4 separate regions of the Mus musculus genome follow, and all the other regions are linked to region 3. The links are chromatin loops, found by intact Hi-C in ENCODE. Cell type or tissue: heart. All regions are shown on one strand. Each heading gives the region's core, and the rest is flanking DNA. Links, peaks and the distances in the headings are about the cores only.

The links. Peaks named below come from ENCODE experiments on the same cell type or tissue, not always from the same donor. Only the 100,000 strongest peaks of a DNase experiment are listed, where the experiment ranks them.
Region 1: it touches region 3 in a loop (3-fold over the local background); 6 of 42 quality-filtered maps call a loop at or near these places.
Region 2: a loop joins it to region 3, with 5 times the contacts of the local background. A loop is called at or near these places in 15 of 42 quality-filtered maps.
Region 4: a loop joins it to region 3, with 3 times the contacts of the local background. A loop is called at or near these places in 6 of 42 quality-filtered maps.

Annotation. Positions count from the first base shown.
Region 1 is chr4:63,495,771-63,500,685 of GRCm38, forward strand. Whrn (whirlin) reads right to left here and starts at 221. Exons shown (of 12, transcript NM_028640.2): 1 at 1-221. In heart, for the core only: a CTCF peak has its summit at 2,803 (motif pointing left); no DNase peak of the experiment used is centred there.
Region 2 is chr4:63,945,992-63,950,906 of GRCm38, forward strand. No RefSeq gene overlaps it. Among named protein-coding and RNA genes, the nearest start is that of 8030451A03Rik, 36 kb to the right of the region's middle. In heart, for the core only: a CTCF peak has its summit at 2,262 (motif pointing left); a DNase peak (open chromatin) is centred at 2,270; H3K27me3 peaks cover 620 bases.
Region 3 is chr4:63,365,979-63,370,893 of GRCm38, forward strand. Akna (AT-hook transcription factor) reads right to left here. Exons shown (of 22, transcript NM_001045514.3): 20 at 4,914-4,915; 21 at 4,494-4,674; 22 at 1,145-2,308. The coding sequence ends at 2,068. Among named protein-coding and RNA genes, the nearest start is that of Orm2, 6.0 kb to the left of the region's middle. In heart, for the core only: no CTCF peak of the experiment used is centred there; a DNase peak (open chromatin) is centred at 2,793.
Region 4 is chr4:63,479,305-63,481,804 of GRCm38, forward strand. All of the region lies in intron 1 of Whrn (whirlin), which reads right to left. Among named protein-coding and RNA genes, the nearest start is that of Whrn, 15 kb to the right of the region's middle. In heart, for the core only: a CTCF peak has its summit at 940 (motif pointing right); no DNase peak of the experiment used is centred there; H3K27ac peaks cover 775 bases.

The DNA.
Region 1 (4,915 bases), core at 1,336-3,835, 130 kb after region 3:
AGGGCTGGGGGACCCCAAAGTCAGAAAGAAGTTAGGGCGCCGGTCAATCTAGGCTCAGAGTCCGGAGCAGTCGCAGCCAGAGGAGCCACGCGGGCGTCCGGCGGGGGGTGCGGGGCATGTCCCGGGCCGCCCACCATGCAGCAGCCCGGGCCCCCGCGCCCCAACGCCGCCCGGGCGCACACGGAGCCACGCGGCCGGGAGCCCGGACTTTGCGAACTGTTGAGCAGCTCTGGGCTGAGTCTTCCAGCGAGTTCCGACGCCGCCGCCGTCGCCAGCCGGGACTTGGCCCCGCCCCCTCGCCCCTCCCCCTCCCCGCCCCGTCCCCCCGCGGGCTCTTCAGGAAATGACGTCCCGCCTGGCGCGCCTGGCTGTTGCCTGGAGACGGGGTGAAACAGTCCGGCCCCAAGGAAGAAAGGGGTGAAAGTGGGGGTGAAAGAAAGCAGGAGGAGCCCTGGGCCCCTGCGAAGTCTTCCCACTTCCTCAGCCCAGGGGTGAAAGATGGGGTCCTAAAAGCTGCGCTTTCCGGCGATCACAGCTCGATTCCAGGGTCGCTTTGGAGCAATTAGCCGGTTTGCCAATTCACAATTGGGGAAAATGGCCAACTTTTGGCCTCTAAAATAATAGATGCTTCATGCTCTGCTTTTCTGCCTTAAAATGTTGTTCCTGCAGCTTGCACACGTGCTGACTGCAAGTTTAAGTGAGTATGTGGACGATAATCGGTCACCTGCTCTGCACATGAGAAGAATATAAGCCACACAGGTGCCATCAGGAGCCAAGTCCTGTGCTGGGATAGATCAGCCTGGGCCCCTTCCTCTGGTGCTCTCCGGAGTGGGGGGGGGGGGGGGAGGGGGGAGTGGGGGAAAGCAAGGAGCTGTTATCAGAACTGTAAAGTATGCAAACACACACACATGCATTTAAAACTAAGTCTGGAGTAGGAATGTCACTTGTACCAACTGTTAGGTCCCGCTTGTGATCTTTTCCACACTGAGGGAACAGGGTGAAGGTTACATGACAACTCTATATACAGTCTTTAAAAAAAACATATTTTATATGGAAAGATGTCAGAATACACAGTCTAAAGTCTGTCATCTGATACCCACTCTCCTAAACACTATCACAGGAAAAACTCGGCTTCTAGTCAAAGAAGTGTTCTAAGAAGATCTATAGTGCTTGACCTAGTCACCACTACATGCCATGTGGATCTCTTTAAACCTGAATTGCCTCTCCAGAGGTGTTCTGTGAAAAGCTGGTTTTTTTTCCCCTAAGACTGTCCTGGGTTGCCGTCACAGGAATGAAACGGCTGACTCTGATATGGGAGAAATAGAAAAAGAGAAGGATTATCTGGAGTGGCTTTGAGCTGGCTGCAGAAGGGTGTTTTGTTCCCTGGCTAGTTATTTACCTGTGCACTTGGTCATTCTTCATTCAACATTTGCCAAGCACCCGTTCTGCTGCTTGACCAAGCGGCATATGGTTGATGCTGGAGACCCAGGATAAAGAGTTGAAATCTTTGACCTCAAAGAGTCATAGTCTGGCAAAGGAAAGACGGTGTAGGTCAAGGTTAAAAACAAACAAACATAAAAAAGATAAGCATTAGGAGTGTCAAGATAGACCACAGTGAGGCGAGGAGACTAACAGGAATGGACTTTCTGGGCTGCAGAGATGTTTCCGCGGGTAAAGATATTTGCCACCAAGCCTGACCACCTGATTTTCATGCCTGGAACCAGCACGGTGGAAGGGGGAGAACCAACTCCTGCAAGCTGTCCTCTAATCTTCATGGTGCTTGTGGCACGTGTAGCAACCCTGTAGCACATAATAAACGAATAAGTAAATAAAATATTTTAAAAGAAGAATCTTTCTGAGTAATGGGAAGCCACAGGGAGATTTCTAACACTGTAGTTTAATGCAGTCCCAAAATGGAGGCAAAGAATTAAAGTTCTCCTTTCCCCAAAGCTCTCCCCTTCTTTTCACACAGACCTGAGTTGAATTGATGCCCAGTGAACATATTTCACAGGGCGTCACAAAGTGATGTCTTAAGTAGCCAATTGAGTGACCCTTTGACATCTGTCTTACAGCTCTGCGTGTAGCAGTCCGTGCTATGCATCCTTATTTCTTCTTGCCGACCCTAGTTGAAGTCTTTAATGCAACCAGAACAAGTTATTTAAGGAGAGAATCTGTTCCAACCCCTCCCCTCATGTATTAATGACATACCTCGAAATGCCACCACACGGGACTTAATTGCATGCAGTTCGGGTTTTCTGCAAATGTATTTCATGCTTAGTGTTCAGTTAGTTTGTGTTCTAATTATAATTGCTGTGATTGGTTTGATAAATGCAGCCCAGGAGCTAAGATTCCCCACTCCCAATATTTCCTTTCTGTGCAAAGGATGTTTTCGAGAATATTTTGCTTCGGGCAGCAGAAGCCTCTGTGCTAACAGCCTTAGGGAAAAAGGAAACACTTTCTTCTGCAAACATCGGGCACCATCTGGGAAGGCTGTGCTATTGTTTAGCTTCATAGAGGTTGATCTGAGAGAGCAGAGCGAGAACCGAGGGAAGGACAAATGGGAACTTTCCCATCCATCTTGCATAACCACCTTCGTATCAGTTTGCAGTGTGTCCCTCAGAGAGGCAACGTGTAACTGTGCTCAAACCTCAAGAATCCTATTTCATGAGTGAAGATGTGTTTGTCTGTCAAGAAATAAGCTCTCAGAAATTCAAGCTGCCTGGACTCCTGGGGGCTGTACTGCCTTCAGGCCCTTGAATGAAATAGGAATCAAGAGTTCCTGTTTGGCCTTGGCTGCATACTGCCCTCTTCAGAGCTAAAATAGTATTTTCCTGCAATCGCAGACATCCCCCCACCCCTCCCCTTTTCTAAAGCTAACTTTCACCCCAGTGCTGGAAACTGACCCCACTAGGTACACAGGCTAAATAAGACCTCAGACAACTGATCAATACCCTAAGCCAGGGTTCTCCAAGACAAGATCTCACTGTGCAGCTCAGACTCTCCTGGAACTTGATATGTAGCTCAGGCTAACCTTGAACTCATGATCCACCCGCTTCAACCTTCAAAGCAACACCACATCCAGCACCAAGGCCACTTTTAATTGTTCACTGTTGATAACCAACTTGAGCCAACCCTTCTAGTCCAGATGTTTCTGGAAATCTGGACTTGAGCAACCGGAAAGACAGAGCAGGAGAAAGAATGAATGGTGTTGCCTTTTGTGCTTAGCACAACTTACAAGTGCTGAGATATGCTCGTTGCTGAGCTGGACTTTTGTTTGTTGTTTGACTCTTAGTGACTTCTGCATTACTGTGATCAAAATATCTGACAAAAACAAGTGTGTGTGTGTGTGTGTGTGTGTGTGTGTGTGTGTTTATGTGTGTGTTCATGATTCCAGAAAGTTCAGTCCATCATGGTGATGACACCATAGCCCAGGAATTCACGTCATGACTGGCTAGGAAGTAGAGTGGGACAAGAAATAACCAGGGACCCTATGATTACCAGAGGCTGTCTCCAGTGGCCCACCTCCTGCAACCTGGCCCCACCTCCTGCAACCTGGCCCCACCTCCCAAGTCTCTCAAACCTCCCAATACAGTGTCATCGGCTTGGAGCTAGCTATTCAAACCATAAGCCCTTGGAATTCCTTTTCAGGTTCAGGACACAACGGTTTTGAATGCAAGCTACACGTTTCATGCCCTATGCGTCACATGAAGCATGTGACACACAGGAGGACAGGACATTACTGGTGACTTCCTTCTCCCTCTTTTTATTGCAATCTTTAAAAGCCCTTTTCCATTCATTCCATAGTTATTCGGAGCCTCTCTCCTTCCCTCTAATTCACTGAAATGTCTCCTCAGAAGGTGATAGAGATTAATTTAACTTGAGATGCATTTCCCGTGGGACATATAGAATTATCTGTAGCTGGTGGTTTTTTTTTTTTTTGAACAGCTCTGTTTTAAGCAATTATATGTTTTATTCACTCACTCCTACCAGCAAGTACAAGAGATTCCATCACCACTGTCGTCCTCTTCCTGGTAGAACAGAGAGGATGTAGAGATGCCAGGAGGCAACTATCCTGAGGATGAGAGGGATACCCACATGGAGAGTTGGGCTTTTGGACCAGGAGAGTCTCATTCCAGAGTTTGATTATCAATCTCTGTAGTGTAGAGTCTCCCAGATGTGTGGTTCAGAGATGTCAAGTTGGGCCATCCTTCCTGCTGGGATCAGTCAAGGACCACATTTCTTCCACGAATGTGAATATTTTCTTTAGAGAATTTGAGATGAGAACTCACAGGTTAATAACTCACAGTCCCTGACTGGTAAGCTGACAGTTTGTGCTATAAAGACAGAGTAGAGGCTTAGTAAAGAAAATATCATTGAGAGAGATCCTTCATGGGGAGGATTTGGGGACCTTCAGATTTCTCAGCTCAGATACGGGGGCTCAAAGCTATCCGATGCTGGGTGCCATGGGGAACTCATTCCAGCGTGAAGACTCCTGGCAGCAAGGACATTAACAACCAGAGCTATCGCTGGTGCTGCAGGACCACAGCCTGTCTCTTCTGCAAATGTCAGTGGGGATGGATGATATCAGCAGAGAAATGGGAAACAGTTTCCTCTACGACCGGTAGATAGCACCGACAATATTGATGGAAGCACAGGGAGATAAGAGAGAGGAGAGAAAAGAGAAAGCACCAAAAAACCAGCGAACGACAGGAGAGAGACGGGTATTTATCTTGCCTTGGGTATAATCTGCAAAGAGTCTGATTCATGGTCACAGAGATTCATGTGACTTGCTTGTAAGAAAGCTGTCAGAGCAGCGAGTTGATCCCCAACTTAACAATTCTGTTCTTTATTACCTTTGTGACCTTGAGCAAAGCAGGGAGAACTTCCTCACTAGAATTTCCTTATCTGTAATGTT
Region 2 (4,915 bases), core at 1,142-3,641, 580 kb after region 3:
CAGAGCAAAGACGATGGCTCTGGGGACAACCAAGGCCTCCTTTGGTCCTTTTGAGCAACTCCTGAGCACACAAGAGAGGGAGGCCATGCTGGAGCTGCCCCCAGCATGCCTGGGAAACTCCCCTCTCCTTTCCTTCATGCTCTTAAGGACCTTCAGCATCAGTGATGCTTTGAGAGGTCAGTGGATGTGCCTTCTCTCCCTCTGATTCTTAAGAAATGTTCCTTCCCTGCTCTGAAACTGGGAGGGTGCTCCTGAGGAACCCTGTGAATACAGAGTCCTGGGAGAAGTACTTTTCCTTTGGTTAGGCGTGTAGTGTACTCTGTCTTTAAAAAACACTGAAATTCATAGTATTTGCCCCTCACCTCAACCCAAGTTTTCTGCTAAGTTCACTGGAGGACAATCTAATTCTCTGGATAAAAGTCTATTTCTACATGCCCTCATAGAGCAATTCTGTGACTGTTTCTCTAAACCACACTCTTCTATTCTCTTTTGTTAAGCTCATGGCAAGGGCAAGCATGATCTGAAATCAGATCCATGATGATTATAGGTGTGGCATCAAGATCACTTTCTGTTTATTTCAGCTGTACAATGATGAACAGGAGTTACGGGATACTGTCAGCACTCTGTTAGGAATCCTGGGCGTTCCTAATATTGATGATTGATGCTGTTACGGTTTGTGCAAGTGGAGCACAAACTCCATTAGTAAGTGGAGCTAATGAGACTGCTGAGCCCTCCTCCCTGGTCTGCTTATGTGTTCAGTGAACAAATAAGTAGTAGCTAGGAAATGCTAGGATGGCTTTGTTCTTGGTGCCGAAGACGAGGTAAAGAAAACATGGTCAGAAACTGATTTCCAGAGACAATACACAGGAATAAGCAAAAGGGTAGAAGTGCATGCTGTAGAAGAAAAGGAGTGTTGGGGATGGTGTGTGTGTGTGTGTGTGTGTGTGTGTGTGTGTGTGTGTGTGTGTGTGTGTGAGAGGGAGAGAGAGAGAGAGAGAGAGAGAGAGAGAGAGAGAGACAGACAGACAGACAGACAGACAGACAGACACAGAGACACAGAGATGGAGAGAGAGGTGGGGGGAGGGTTATGGAGGAAATATCTCAGGGAGATAATGGTGCTGGAATACAACTCAAAGTTAAAATAAGCCATACCTGTGCCAAGGGAAGAACATTTTTTGATTGAGGGTTGGGGCTCAAGATAGAGTCTCTCTATGTAGCCCTGTTTGTTCTAGAACTTACTCTGTAGACCAGGCTAGTATCAAAATCACAGAGATCTGCATGCCTCTGCTTTCCAAGTGCTGGGATTAAAGGTCTGTGCCACCACTGTCTGCCTGGAAAAACCATTTTTGATCAAGGACTTCCAGTGGCCATGCCTCCTGAGTGGCTTAGTGGGAGGCCAGTCCCCCAGAGCATCATAGGACAGAGAGGTAGGCATCTTCAAGGCCACTGTTATGTTGAGTTTTTCTTTGAACCAGAAGACAAGTGTCAGGATTTGAGCCACAGAGCAGCACAATATGATTGAAGAGAACACGTTATAGTGCTTTTGGATGGAGACTGGCTCCAGGAAGCAGGTGCTAAGGTGCTCTTGACTTTATGCCAATTGCTGCTCATGTTAATAAAGATGATGTGCAAGAGCCAATATCTAAACAGGGCTTGATAGAGAGAAAGCCAACAGCACTAGGCATAGTGAGAGCCATGGGGAGAAGTTGGTCCCACATTTCCCCACCTGTCTCCATGCTGGGAATCAAAATGAGTAAAGAGGACTAGAAGTATCACTGGTAAAAGGTTAGAGATAGACCAGGACAATGGGGGATATTACAGGTTGTCTTTATAACCAGCAAGAGGGGATGAGCAAACAGATGGAAACCAGAAATGGGCTTAGGGTACAAAGGAGCCAGTTGCTCAGCAAGTTGTAGAGGAGGCTGTTTATTACCAGGGCCCATGTCAAATCAGAATGGTAGTTGGTCACTGGGACAGAAACACCTCCTTGCTTGCAATGTTCCTGTCCCCACCCTAGGATAAAAAGCAGATAAGGAATTAGGAAAGAATTGATGGCCAATCAGGCTTCTTATAAGTCGCTAGGAAGTATTGGAGACTCCCATGGAGAAGGTTAATGCGAAGGGGAAGAAATTGTTTTCTCAGAGGTATCGGCAAATCACCAGTCTAGTCCTCTTGCCAAGAACCCCAATAACATCAACCATCTCTATTAGGAACACCCGGGGTCATTGCCCTCCTAAGATGGGAGGAGGCTGCCACCTGCTGGTTCTTTTAAGTACCTACCCAAGACATTTGCCTTATCTTTCGATTTGAGGGCGAGAAACCTGTGTGGAGAGTTGTCTCTACAATCACTGCTCATCATCCTCACCCCGCCCCTTGCCATTAAGATAGTCATTCTTAAATTTCATTTTATAAGATATTCAGAAATATTAGGTGGGTATTCCAAAATGACTTGGCAATAGGAGAGCGTGAGATACAAACCAGGCTGTCCACACGACTATCAGCGTTTTACAGAGGGCGCCACAGTACCAGCTTGTGCTGGTTTTGCAGCCTGTGAACTGAGATGAGGGAATAGGTACATGGGAGGTGTTCTGAGCATTCAGAACCGTAGAGTGGGATAAAGGAATATAGCTATCTTTTGTGAGGCTAGGCCAGTGCCTGGCAAACACAGAAGTGGATGCTCACAGTCAGCTATTGGATGAAACACAGGGCCCTCAATGGAGGAGCTAGAGAAAGCACCCAAGGAGCTGAAGGGATCTGCAACCCTATAGGTGGAACAACATTATGAAGTAACCAGTACCCCGGAGCTCGTGTCTCTAGCTGCATATGTAGCTGCATATGTATCCTAGTCGACCATCACTGGAAAGAGAGGCCCCTTGGTCTTGCAAACTTTATATGCCCCAGTACAGGGGAATGCCAAGGCCAAGAAGTGGGAGTGGGTGGGTAGGGGAGTGGGGGTACATGTAGGGTATAGGGTACTTTCGGGATAGTATTTGAAATGTAAATGAAGTAAATACCTAATAAAAAATTGGAAGAAAAACAATGTACGGGCTTTCTCCAAGGTACCCAGGCCAGAGGAGTCTGTAAGCATCATAGACTCTGGCACTTAGGGCCTAAGTGAACTTGGAGGAAGGCATTTCACTGTTGAGAAACTCATCTTTCCAACCTGTCGTGGCAAATGTGGCATGTGTCTATGGGAGCTTCTTAGTTTGGACTCCCCCACTGTACCCTGTGAGTATTTTCTGTGAATTATTAAGCTTTTCTTTCTGGTCCTGGTAGGACTGGGGCAAATCCCAAATGAGCCTCACTTGTCTTCTTTTCTAGAGACTGGATACATCTGTGGGCTTCTTGGGGTGGTAGGAGGACCAGGAAAGAGATGCTGGTACCAGACACCAACACAAAGCCTGCCTGCCAGCACACACTGGCATCCCCAATGCTCCTGAGCTGGAAGGGTATGAATGGGTGAGATACACACCTTTCTAGTGAACAATTACACTTCTTAGAGAGCAAGGCTAACTATGCCAGGCCTGGGAGCAGTGTCTTCAGTAACTCTCAGCCATAGTCTGTGGAGTCACCTTCACCTCTGTCCCTTACCCTCTTCACCCCTGTCATCCAGCACAGGTCTCACCTTGACCTCACTACTAGGCCTCTTACTCAGCACAGTCACCAAGAAAGGGTTCCTTATCTATCCTAGAAGTGAAGATTCTGACACTCAGGACCCTCCTGTCACCCTGTTCCCAGGTGAATGAAGCCTCTTTTCAGCTTCTCACATCCCTCATTGGGCTGCCCTAATAGACACGAACAGCCGAGTTCAGAAAAATAAATCTCAGGTGATTATCATAAGCAGCTTGGAATAGGGGTAAGGTGTGGAGGAGCTCTCTGTGGTCCCAAACCTATGAGCGCTACCTGTAGACCTCACACAACCCCATGTTGAATCTGCACATCCAGCCAGAGCTCAGCTTCCTTCTCATGGACCCCCGAAGCATCCTGTATGCTCTCCTCCATCCTATCTCCAGCCCACTTCCACGCAGCACCACCACATGGTTTGAGGGAAAAGGGTCTGAACGTAATACTCCCCTTCCAGCAATTCTACATTGAAGTCAGGAATCCCTTTTCTGGACCAGCGAGGGCTGTGTGACGGGTCTTGTTGCTCCGTGTAGCCTTATGTGCTCTGTGTCTATGATGGCTCACTTCCATTGTCAGCTTGGCTGGGTTAGGAAATCCATTAGGGATTAATGAGGCGCACCCTTAGATGTGTCTGCTCGGGTGTTTCCAGAGAGGATCAAGGGAAGGAGTGAAAGGTATCCTGACAGTATATAGCTCCACCCTACGGGCTGGAATCCTGCCCTGGATCAAGTCAAAACAAGGAGAGAACAAACTGAAAACCTACCTTCCTGTCTCCTGTGGATGCGCTGTGATCTGTTGATTTCTAGCTACTGTTGCACTCGGTCCCATAGCTTCCCCAGCTACCGTGGAGGACCATGATCCCAATCTATCAGACAAAATAACCCAACCTTTCCTTTTTTTAAAAAAATTTTTTTTTAATTGGGTATTTATTTCATTTACATTTCCAATGCTATCCCAAAAGTCCCCCAATGCTTCCCTACCCACTCCACCACCCACCCACTCCCACTTCTTGGCCCTGGCATTCCCCTGTACTGAGACATATAAAGTTTGCACGACCAATGGGCCTCTCTTTCCACTGATGGCCGACTAGGCCATCTTCTGATTCATATGCAGCTAGAGACACACGCTCGGGGTGGGGGTGGGGGTGGGGTATTGGTTAGTTCATATTATTGTTCCACGTATAGGGTTGCAGATCCCTTCAGCTCCTTGGGTACTTTCTCTAGCTCCTCCATTAGGGGCCCTGTGATCCATCCAATAGCTGACTGTGAGCATCCACTTCTGTGTTTGCCAG
Region 3 (4,915 bases), core at 1,289-3,788:
AGAGGGCTTCCTGGAAGGGGCATCTGAGTTAGGCTAGAAAGTACTGTCAGAACCCGATGCTCTTGCTAGAATCTCCAAACACTTAGGGCACAGTTGGGGAAGACAAGGCAGGAGACCCAAGCAGCAGTGAGAGGGGGAGGGGAACAAAGGTGTACAGTTCCTGTCACAGGGCCTTCACTTCAGAGGGGCCACTATAATCACAGGAAGGGAGGTGACTGGGAGGCAGGAAGGTACAGGTTGATGCTAACAGGGTCACAGTATAAAAGGCCAAGGCTAGGCGACATGGTAGACTTAGGCCTCAGCTAGAGGGTCTGGATGTCCCCTGGAAGACTCCTCAAGGTGCCCATGGGGGACACTGTGAGATGACACTGCTTCCCTAAAGGCCAGTTGACATCGATTGCACAATTGTGACCGGAGTTCCTGAGGCACAGTCCACTCGGTGGCAAAGACAGGGTCTGAGATCATCTTTACACTTGACTGGATTGGCAGTCCCCTAGGGGATGTACGCCATGTGTGTCTGTGAGGACATTTCCAGAGAGAGCCGCCACCCTGACTGTAGGCAGTGACATTCCTTGGGCTGGGATCCCCCATTTAACCAAAAGCAGAAAACAAGCTGAGCACCCATAAATCATTTCTGCCTGCTAAGCTTATGGCTGTCCTGACTGGATGCAGTGTGCCATGGTAGACTGTGTCCCCTGAGCCCACCATCATTAGCTTTTTTCAGTTATTTTGTCACAGAACCAGGAAAGGCACCTGATGAAGCACCCTGCTCTGTCTGTCAATGCACTGGGGCAGAGTGAGTCACAGTCACTGCCACACGCATGCCCAGAGTCAAGCTGGCCACAGGCATAGGGTGCCATGGAAGTCTCTGGAAGGAGACTCTGGCCTGAGGCTTTGTCACACACTTCCTGCTGAGTGTCTCCCACTGTTTCTGGCCTGGGAATTCATGACAGGCCTTGCTCATCTGGCCTCTGCAGGCAAAGGACAGGAGAAGCAGGGGAGACAGATGTGAGCAGAAGCCTAGGCAGACTCTGGAATGATATGCAGCAAGTACCCTGGGGGAGACCTTAGCTGGGTGTCCACTTCCCTGCCTGCACCCTCGCCTTAGAAACCCCAGGCTCTGGATACACAGCACAGCCACAGGTAGCTTTGGGGATTTCTTTGCCCGTTCTTAAGTTCATTATTTATTTTCCTTCATTTGTTTTATAACAAAAATAGATTTTTAAAAAATGCCTCAAATATATAAACAATCTGTGATAACACACACACACACACACACACACACACACACACACACACACACATCCCAGAAATGTTGAGGTCACTCTGCTATGGGACAGGGAAACGGGTACCGGCCTGGTCTATCAGCCTCAGGCCAGGGCCTGGCAAGGTAGCTTGGTCCTAAGTGGATGCCAAAGACATAGTGGGTATGTCTGAGGCTGCTGGGTGCTTCCTGGCCTACATGAGCAGCTTCTACTCCATGAGCTCATGGGAAAAACTTCTGTAACCACAGAAGAGCTGGGCGTGCGTCAGCTGAGGCCTCAGCCCCAAGACATTAATGGGTCCCCAAGTACTACCCCTGCCCACTAGTTACTAGGAACAAAATCCCTAACTAGTTCTTCTCCCTGACAACGCCTGCCTCAGAGTAGCTATCACAGGCAGTGTCCAAAATGCTTCAGAGACCCTAGACTTTTCTTTTCCTCTCTGGCCTTCTGAGACAGGTCCAAGCCCAAGTTAGCTCCCCAGTGTAAAGACATTCTGTCCAGTAAGAGCCACATTATTAGCTGCAGAAGCACATGGGCAGGAGGGGGACGAGGAGGAGTCTCAGCGACTCTGACTCGACAGAGGGAGCCATGATCACTACACCTGTTAGACAGAGTTGGCCCCCAGACATTCATCCACTCCTGACTAGGCCAATGTCTCTCCATTTTAAATACGCCACATGAATCAGGTGGCACTCCTGGGGAGGGGAACGTGACATCTTCCAGCCATCAGTGGTACCAGGAGACTGTTGACTGGGAAACAACAGCGGCTGCCTGCCTACTTAGTCTCAGAGTCTCCAGGGAGTCAGAAAAGGCAGGAGCCTCGCAGGCTACGGGCATGGCGCAGGTCCGCAGACAGGGAGCGGCTCAGCTGGCGGGTGGTGGAGCGAACGTTCTCGGCGGCCTGTGCAGCCTCTCTGAGTGCGGCCTGCAGCTCCTCCAGGTCATTCAGACCCAGTTGGACTGAGTGCCGGGTTCTCCGAGGTCCCCGAGCAGGCTGCGGGGAAGCTGTCTGGGCTGAGGTAGGTGCTGGGGCTGCATAGTACCTGGGGAGAGAAGGAAGAACATACGATCTGGCAAGGGTCAGGCAAAGCCACCAGCTATGGGTTCCATGTCTACTGTACACCCTGCTCTTTCCTCTCCTGTCCAAGGCCACTGTGGAGAAACAAACTTGGGAGGGATGAAGGAGAGTATATGTGTGAGTGCTTGCCCTGGAGCAGGTGTAGGCACGACTAGTTCATTCCAGCCTCTGACATAGCAATCAGACCCCCTTAAGTGTACACTCTGGGGCTGCAATGGAAGTCAGTATCTGGAACATCAATCTGCAGATGGCAGGTGTTGATGGAAGGTGCCAAAATGAACGACTGGGCTTCCTGGGGGTAGCAGAGCTGCTCAGACACCCTCGTTGAGGGAGAACCTGGGCTCTCTGTGGCTTCCATCCTTGCAGCTCATAGGAGGGCCAGCTTGATCCAAGCCTTCCCTGAAGGCACTGGATTAGAGAGCCTCAGTCAGCTGCAGGGCTGCATCTGGCCAGCAGGTGGCAGCACAGCACCACTGCGATTGCTGGTTCAACCATGGTGCAAGCTTAGTCCTGCTGCCCAGACAGAAGAAAACCAAGGTATGGCTTGTTCTAACAAGACCTGAAGGCTTGATGAAGCCATGGCTTCCCATATATTCACCTAATCATCTCGAGTATCTGTTTCTCAGAAGAAGAAACAGGCCAGAGAGACAAAGTGATGAGCCCAAAGTCATTCTCCAAGTGCTGTCCACTCAATTGTCCCTTCCTTGGGGCCACCACACTGGGGTGAGCTCCCCCCCGCCCCCCAGGCCCAGATTGTAAAGATTTGTCTTGAGACAAGTAGAGAATGCTGAGGCTACCATAGGGTTGCTAAAGGACATCAAACCTCCCCAGCCCGAGGACAGGAAACGTGGGCAGGTGTCCATACCACGTGAGCCAGGGTCTGGACACGAAGAAAGGCTGGCCCTAGGGACCCACCAGGACTCAAGCAAGAAGGCAGAAGAAAATGTACCTCAGGCCTGACCCCTCATGCCTGCTGGTGCCTTGGGCTTCTCTTCTGCTGGCATCAGCTGCTACAGAGCCAACTACTACCCCATTAATCACAGAGGCTGTCTATTGGTAACACTGCAGCCCAACAGGCCCACTTTACAGTGGAGGAAACTGAGGCTAAGACTAGAAAGGGGCTTGGGGGGGTGGCTAATGTTCCATTTAGTCAGTCATGACACTTCCTGGAGTCACAAGACAGACTCCACACATATCCCAGTGGGGTCTGACAGTGTCTCACTTAATCCTCACACATCAGGACCTAGCAGAGTCACTTCCTCATTGAACAGATAGAGAAACTGAGGCTTAAAGAAACACTCCTCTGCTTCCGCCATAGTACTCATAAGAGAGGGGATTCTGGTACAGCCAATTCCTGAAATGTCACCAGGCTGCCATGCCCACTCTCCGCCTTTTTGGTAAGTGATGCTTAAGACCAAATCCATCTAGCTGGTGCCCCTGCATGCCAAAGTCACAGAGACAGGGCAGTATGGAGCAGCTGCCACCACCAAGAGGAGCCCAAGTTGCCAATGAAATGTAGGGGATCCTGGATGGTGCCCCGGAATAGAATGGGCATCAGGCCTAAAACAAGCATGCTAGAGGAAAAGAGCAAGCTTCGGCTAATACTAAAGCATTCCAGTTGGTTTTCTCCTAGTGACGGGTTTGCATAGGAACACAGCCATGGGAATGGGCTGTGGGGGAGGGGCAGTGCATGGGAGAGCTGTGTAGTGTGCACTCAATTCTCCTAAATCCAAAACCATCCCACTAATGAGAATTGATTGAAAAAAAGAAGGGAGAAGGAATAGAAACTATGCTTACTTTATACACACGTGTGCACACACATACACACACAAACTCACACAAACACACACCTTATTATAGGCTTACTCATTAGGAAAGAAAGATGGCTTATGGTTCTAGGTCCTCAAGAAGCTGTAACTCCAGAGACAGGGCCCTCTTGCTAGTCTAGTTCACCACTGGGTCCCCAAGCACCCAGAAGCCTGTCCCATGAGAGTTTGTTGAGTGACTACAAGAATGTCAGGCTTATACTCCATTTTCCATACAGGAAGACACTACCCCTGGCTCACAGCATCCTGACATGATGTAAGAATGCTGGGGTGGTTTTTTGCGGGTACCCAGGTAGCATGGGGCAGCTGGAAGGGGGGACTCACACAGTGGGTGGTAGATAAGGCATAATGGGAGCTGAGGAGATGTAGGCCAAAGCCGGTGGGGCTGGGGCTGGGGGCGCAGCAGCCAGGTACCAGAGTCCAGGGGCCATTCGTACTGGCGAGCCCGTCTGCCTGTTCTTCCGTTTGAGGATGGGGGTGGAAGGCTTTTTGGGGGTGTTCTTCTCTGCAAGGGAAGGAAAGACAGAGAAATTACATGAGGACTTAGATGCAGCCAAGCACGGTGGGTCAGCCAGCTACCCCTGCACTTGTGGCTGATGGGCAGTGGAGGACCACCCTAGGGAGGGCATCCCTCTGGGATGTTGAGCCTCTGTTGCATTTATTTTGCTCTAGCGGAGCTTACAGCATCCCCAAGGTCTGGCCAAGCCCCGTGGCTGAAGAAAGATGCTGAGGGCTCATTCCTACCA
Region 4 (2,500 bases), core at 1-2,500, 110 kb after region 3:
CATGCTACTCGGCCCATCTGTTTCCGTGGTACAAGCTGGAGATCATCACTCCACTCCCTTGCAGGTAGAGAAGGCCACTGCAGGCCAGGGCTGCCACTAATGTCACCACCCACAACTGAAAAACTGGACCCAGGGGCTTTCCTGGGTTCTTCCAGTGCAAATCAGAGCAGTCCCCATCTGACCTGGCAGATGGCCTGGGGCAGATGCTCTCCACCACCAGACCCACACCATGATAATTGAAATATGAATTATGCGTGCATGTTTCTACACATGGTGCTCTCAGGAGGCAAATCACCTCGCTCTGCTCTTTGGAGAGAACTCTGATGCCCAACATCATAGGCCAGAAGGACACAATTCCCAGTAGAGGACAAAGGAGTAACCTGGAAAGGCCACCGTGCGGGACTAGAGGCATGTTAACAAAAGAACAACAATAACAAAACCATCTTCTTGTTCATAAATGAACTCATAATGGAAATTTTATGTTCGTTCATTCATTCACTCACTCATTCATTCCTTATTGCTATTGGTGTTTTTGGACAGGGTCTCTTTTAACTCAAGGTTGGCCTCAAAGTTCTGATCCTCTTGCCTCTACCTGTCAGGGGCTACCACTATAGGTATGCACAATCATGCCAAAGCTCCACTTTGTTTTAGAAGAAAATCATTTAGGGGGCTATCTCATGACCAGTCCAGTGGCAGTAAGCTCGTAGGTTTCCACACTGAGAATACTCAGCCAGCACGGAGTTCTTACTCCTTGAACACTGGACGTTTAGGCTTTAGCTTCTTCCCAGTGGAGGTATGTGTGACTAACATTCTTTTAGTTACAGCCTTGAGTACATATGCATCTATTTTCCTAGATTGGGCATCTTCATTTTTTGTATAACCAGACTCTGGGAAGATAGCCCGAGGAACATGCTCTCTGCCTGTTGTGATTCCTTTGGCCACCTGCAGGGGGCAGCAATAGCAAAATCACAATGACAGCCACAGTCTTCCCGGTGCACAAAAGAGAAAAGGTGTGTGTTACTCAAGGTCACAAAGAGAGTCAGAGGCAGGGCCTGGATATGAATCTAGGGGTCTCCAAACACAGCCCCACACCCTCGCTGGGGGTTCACGTACCGCAAGGCCAGCACAAGCCAACTCTATACTTTGTCCCAAATAAAGGAAAGTTTTCAAAGGGAGACATGGGATTTGTAGGCTGCAAGGCCCCAGCTGTCTGTCCTCATGGCCTGAAAAGGCCTCCCATTCAGCCTGCTTCGAGAGCAAGCAGAACTGGCAGTGTGGACTCTGCCCCCAGCAACATATTTCAATGACATGAGAAATGAAACTCTAACGTGCACGGTTTCCTTCTGTGTTAAGGACCTCTAACTGCATGGACCTCCAGCCTCCTTTCAGGCCCCCCAGACCAGCACTGCAGAGTGGCCAGATCCTTTTAGAATGAAAAGGGCCTGCCTCCCTTCCCTGTGGCCTCTGAGCAGCCATGCAAGCTTCCTTTTCCGCTGTCAGGCGGCGCCAGCCCTGCCCCCTGGCAGCTGCAGCTCCTGCAGGCCACCTGAGCTTTCTCTCGGTGTCGGGTGCTTCTTTTCCACTTCGGGCCTCTCTGCACGTGGGGCTCCTGGCCCGGCAAGTTCACCTCACTACATTCTCACTACAGGCGATCATTTCATCTATGGTCTCCTAACAGACCAGGAGGCACAACATTCCTCTGGCTTGATCTCCCGCGCACCCAGGGGTAGACACGGGAGGCGGTGAGCAAGGAGTTCCACATAAAGTGAACAGGGCAGTAAAGCAGGCAAGAAAGCCTTCCTGTCAGGGCTGGCCACCAGCGGGGATGCTACATCTTGAGTACCATGGCTTTTCTAGTAAAACAAAATTCATTTCACATTTCACTTTTCTTTTCTAACTTGTGCTAAATATCCCAGGCTGGAATCTAAATCATGGTCTTCCTGCCTTCAGCGCTCCTTGGACTGTAGAAACTCAGCTACAGATCTCGCTTTTTGTTTTGATTCTAGAAATCTCAGAATTCAATGTAAAGGTGAAACACACAAACATACACACACTTTTGTTTTATTTGTGTGTGTGTGTGTGTGTGTGTGTGTGTGTGTGTGACTTAAGTGTGTATAATTGTATTCATGAGAGTGCTGGTACCCAGGTGCCACCTTGTGCGTTTGAAAATTAAAGGACAACCTTGTTTAAGGGCTCTCTTTTGAGACTTGGGAAATGATGGTTCAGGGCTTATAAGCACTTGCTGTTCTTGCAGAGCCCCCTAGTTTGGTTCCCAGCACCCACACAATGACTTACGATTGCTTATAATACCAGCGCAAGGTGGTCCTGAGCCCCTTTTTTGGGCATTGCGTGCACGTGGTACACATACAGACAAGGCTCACCTCTGACCTTCCGTGGGCAGCAAGCAAGCACATGAGGCATGTAGACACAAGTACTCACTCAAAGCACCCCTACACGTGAAAGTAAACCTTTTAAAAACAAACAAATAAATAAAAGCTCC